Regions from separate parts of the Homo sapiens genome. Here region 2 is linked to region 1. A link is an interaction called in ENCODE POLR2A ChIA-PET data of the cell type or tissue named here. Cell type or tissue: PC-9. All regions are shown on one strand. Region 1 overlaps RCOR1 (REST corepressor 1). Region 2 overlaps WDR20 (WD repeat domain 20).

Evidence for each region. Peaks named below come from ENCODE experiments on the same cell type or tissue, not always from the same donor. Only the 100,000 strongest peaks of a DNase experiment are listed, where the experiment ranks them.
Region 2: POLR2A ChIA-PET joins it to region 1 with 5 read pairs; 2 of 35 experiments call an interaction of 5 or more read pairs at or near these places.

What each region holds. Positions count from the first base shown.
Region 1 is chr14:102,651,459-102,653,958 of GRCh38, reverse strand. The region is part of intron 2 of RCOR1 (REST corepressor 1); the gene reads right to left. Among named protein-coding and RNA genes, the nearest start is that of RCOR1, 60 kb to the right of the region's middle. RefSeq lists an enhancer at 192-691. In PC-9, no CTCF peak of the experiment used is centred here; no DNase peak of the experiment used is centred here; H3K27ac peaks cover 1,098 bases.
Region 2 is chr14:102,191,711-102,194,210 of GRCh38, reverse strand. The region is part of intron 1 of WDR20 (WD repeat domain 20); the gene reads right to left. Among named protein-coding and RNA genes, the nearest start is that of WDR20, 53 kb to the right of the region's middle. In PC-9, no CTCF peak of the experiment used is centred here; a DNase peak (open chromatin) is centred at 1,344; H3K27ac peaks cover 1,015 bases.

The sequences.
Region 1 (2,500 bases):
AAAGAAAGAAAGAAAGAAAGAAAGAAAGAAAGAAAGAAGGAAATACCTGAGATGAGACTAGGTAATTTATAAAGAGAAGAGGTTTCAATGGCTCAAGGTTCTGCAGGCTGTACAGGAAGCATGATGCTGGCATCTGCTCAGCTTCTAGGGAGGCCTCAGTAAACTTATAATCATGGTGGAAGGCAAAGGGAAAGCAAGCACATATAACATGGCCAGAGGAGGAGCAAGAGAGACAAGAGGGAGGTGCTACACACTTTTAGACGACCCGATCGCCCGAGAGCTCACTCACTATCATGAAAATAGCACCAAGGGGGATATCCACCCCCATGATCCAATCATGGGCCCCCACCTCCAACACTGGGGATGACAATTCGACACAAGATTTGGCTGGGGACACAGATTCAAACCACAACTATCAGCTATAAACATCTAACACAAGCCTTTTAGGAACTACTAAAGAATAACACTATAGGCTGCACGTGGTGGCTCATGCCTGTAATCCCAACGCTTTGGGAAGCCGAGGCCAGCCTGGACAACGTGGCAAAACCCTGTCTCTACCAAAAATAGAAAAAATTAGCTGGGCACGGTAGCGAGTGCCTGTGGTCCCAGCTACTCAGGAGGCTGAGGTGGGAGGATCGATTGAGCCCAGGAGGCGGAGGCTCCAGTGAGGCAAGATTGCACCACTACACTCCAGCCTGGGTGAAAGTAAGACAAGTCTCAATTAAAAAATAATAATAGGCTGGGTGCAGTAGCTCACGCCTGTAATCCCAGCACTTTGGGAGGCCGAGGCAGGAAGATCATGAGGTCAAGAGATCGAGATCATCCTTGCCAACATGGTGAAACCCTGTCTCTACTAAAAATACAAAAATTGGCTGGCGCGCGCCTCTAGTTCCAGCTACTCGGGAGGCTGAGGCAGGAGAATCGCTTGAACCCAGGAGATAGAGGTTGCAGTGAGCCAAGATCACGTCACTGCACTCCAGCCTGGCGACAAAGCGAAACTCCATCTCAAAAAATAGTAATAATAAAACTAAAAAATAAAAATAAAAAGAGTAACACTATAAAATTCAACAGCTGGTATTTTCAAACAGTTTTTTATCCACACTCCCCTCAAATCTTCCCGATACACATTCCTCCCATTTTATTTGCACAGTTATACATGCTAAGTATTCATTATTTATCAACAGTAATATTTTTGTTAAGTGGAAGATAGAAAATGTTAAAGCAGGTGGTTGTTACGTATCTATGGGAAAAAGTCAGCTGGGAGGCTGATTCTAGGTGACAAAAATAGAATATGCTAAAAAGAAATGTAGTTTGGAGAATTTTCACCCAAATTAGAGTCTCAATGAAAGGACACAATAAAATACTGAAATACAGATGTGGGTGGATGGTGTAACATTTGAAGGGAACTGTTCAGAAGAACAAGCAGACAGGCAAGCTTAAAAGAAACAAATAATATAATCACCTAAAGAAAACAGGGCGTTTGAGGACACAGAATTAGGTAAAGGAACACTGCCAGAAGACTAGAGGAGAGAGTGTTTGTAATTCACTGCTCAGCCTTTCTTCCATTCACGTAACTGGGCAATGAAGACTTAAGGTGTTCACTGTTAAGTCATTCTTTAACGCAGCAAGCATTTATTTGGTGTAGCATAACAGTCCTGAAATGGAATCCCAGCTCTGCCTAGACTGAAGGAGAGTTCTCTAATCTCTTTAAGTTTCAATTTTCTCTTCTATAAAAATGGAGGAAACAGTTCCTTCTTCAAAGAGATTAAACAGCAAGTTAAAACAAGTAGCAAACGTCTGGTACATAGTAGGAACTTAAAATAATCAATCCAAACACCACAAATAGATTCAATCATAAGGACACTTTTAAGAAATCCAGTTACAAGGCTCATATCTAAAGCAGATTTAGCAAATTAAATAAACAAAAATAAAACATTCCTAGCAATTTCTACTTATTCTAAGCCAATTCAGCATAAAGATCCTCCAGTGTAAGTTCCCTTTTATTTATGAAGCCTACTGAGAATCAATTTGAGAGACCTTCAGCCACAAGAAATCAGGTCTACAGGGCTATCTAAATAATTAGGGGGCCAGGCATGACGGCTCATGCCTATAATCCCAGCACTTTGGGAGGTCAAGACAGGAGGACCCGTTGAGCCCAGAAGTTGCCAGCAGCAGTAGTGAGCTATGATGGTGCCACTGTACTCTAGCCTGGGAAACAAAGCAAGACCCTGTCTCTATAAATAAATAAATAACCCATTTATTTTGCAAGTGTGCTTATTCATATCAATTCACTTCTGGTCAACAAGCCAAAAAATAAGATACATAAATATAAAATAAATCAGTTCACTTCTTCTCTAGTCTCTCAAGCTATTTTCAAATTCTTTTTTCTTTTTCTTTTTTTTTTTTGAGATGGAGTCTCACTCTGTTGCCCAGGCTAGAGTGCAGTGGCGCAATCTCGGCTCACTGCAACCTCTGCCTTCCAGGTTCAAGCAATTCTCCT
Region 2 (2,500 bases), 460 kb after region 1:
TAACAATAATGCTCCAAAGTGGACAATATTTTACCCATTTTACAGATGAGAAAACAAGTTTAGGGAAGTTAAATAACTTGACCAACGTCACCATACCTACCTAAGTAAGTGGCAGGGCTGGATTTGGAACCCAGGTCTGTTTGACCATTAAGGGGATGGGGAGAGAGAGTCAAAAGCAAATGATTTCTCACTTGGGTGAAAAGTGATTTTTCAATGTGCCCTCCCCACTTTCAAGAAGGATTCTTTTCTTCATGAGAAATGTCCTGTGGCATCCCAATATGCTGGGCTTTTATTGGTGAAATAAGGGAAACCCACCCCCTCCCACTCTTGTCTGAAAATCTCCAGTGGAGACAACTAACCCTGAAGCAGAACTTGTCCCTCAAGACACCCAGTTCACGCTGTGTGGCCCTCTGGGGCTCCCGGCTCTAGTTCTCTACTGACCGCCCCCTCAGGTTCTGAAGATTTCTTTCTTCCAAAGAGGCCTGTGACATCGAACCAAGTATTCTAATGTTGGACTTTCCAATAACAAATATAAGTAATGAGTAGAAAAGAGGACCTCAAAATTACAGGCGTCTTTGAGCAAACTCAAAACCTTGCACATGTAGAAGTCTGGACCTGAGCGGTAACAAGTAGTTCTGGGAGCCCCAGGGCAAAGGAATGAGGGTGCATGCCATGCGGACACTCTCCCAGCCTCACCTCAGTTAAAACGGAGATGAGAATCTCTGTTCTACCAACCTCATGGGATTGTCTGGAGGATGAAATAAGAGAATATATACATGAAAGAGCCTTGAAAAGTGTAATACAAAGCATGATACAAAACAAAAGGGAGTCCTGACTGGAGCGAGGAGAAAAGCGGCCAGTGGAGGGGAGCGGCCGCTGTACAGCAAGGCAGGCTGAAGGCAGCTCAGCCGAGTGCTGCGAGTGAGCAGCGGGGCCTGGGACGATGGCCACGGACAGGCTGTCTGAGGAAGGCAGCTTCTGAGCGGCTCGGATGGCAGGGAAAGAGAATCCTGGCCTGAGAGAACACCACATGCCATTCATCTCAGAACGAGGAAGACAGCCACAAAAAAAAAAACAAAAAAAAAACCTACAAATATAAAATAAGATATAACTGGCAGCTAGAGAACAAAAATCCAATTTGAAATACGAACAATTAAGTTATACATAATTACTGTATCAGCATATTCAACTCTTGAGACTTTTTTTTTTTTTAGTTTGCTTAAGAAAAATAAAAAATCAGCTAGGTGTGGTGGTGCATGCCTGTAGTCCCAGTTATTCAGGAGGCTGAGGTGGGAAGACTGCTTGAGCCCAGGAATTCAAGGTGACAGTTAACTAGGATTGCACCACTGCACTTCAGGCTAGATGACATAGCAAGACAAATGACAGCAACAACCACTTAGGGAACTTTCCCCTGAAAGAATATACCTAAAATTATGCGCTGAAATACACAGATCAATTTAAAGGCTGGCCAGAAATTAACAGAGAAAATAGCCTAATATAAATTAAAAAATACGTAATGTTTCTCAGAAACAACAGAGGAAGTAAAAGCACCTGTTTTTCCAAGTACTGCCACCAGTTTAGAGTTAGACTTAGGGACCCCTCACAACTATAATGGCTTCAGTTATTGGTATATTTTTACATCCCTGCCTCCCAATATGGAACTTTACTGAAAAGATGGAAGCATTTTAAATGAGAAGAGATTATTTTTACTCTTAAATCAGGTAAAATGGGCCAGAAGGCACGGTGGCTCACGCCTGTAATCCCAGCACTTTGGGAGGCTGAGGCGGGTGGATCACCTGAGGTCAGGAGTTTGAGACCAGCCTGACCAATATGATGAAACCCCATCTCTACTAAAACACAAAAATTAGCCGGGCGTGGTGGTGGGCACCTGTAGTCCCAGCTACTCGGGAGGCTGAGACAGGAGAATCGCTTGAACCTGGGAGGCGGAGCTTGCAGTGAGCCGAGATCGTGCCACTGCACTCCAGTATGGGTGACAGAGCGAGACTCTGTCTCAAAAAAAAAAAAAAAATTCAGGTAAATATTCTAAAAATATCCTGTTTATTCTACTAATTTGCTTAACAAACTTTCTTCTTAGGTCACTGCTCTTGAAGTGTACCAGTCCAGGACTAGTTTATTAGTCTGCAGTCAAATGCACTGCCTGTAGTACAGACATTGAGAATAAGAGTTTAGAAACTTTTATGGCAACGGACAAATTTTATATCTGTTGAATGTAATGATAAAAAGTTAGAGTTTATATTCTGTATGTCTTTTTCAGTTTCTTTTCCTATTAATTCTTTTTATTTTACAAAAGTATCAATCCACATAGACTAAAATTTTTTTAAAGTTGATCTGTCAACACTAGTGTGAGTGGCACTGTCTAGAAGACACAAAAGTAGACCTGGCTGACCCCAAGGAACACTTAGAATCTCTCTCACCTAAGGTCACTCCTCCCTCCCCAATCCCTTTCCAGTGGCACTGACCAAACGGGAACAGCAGAAGT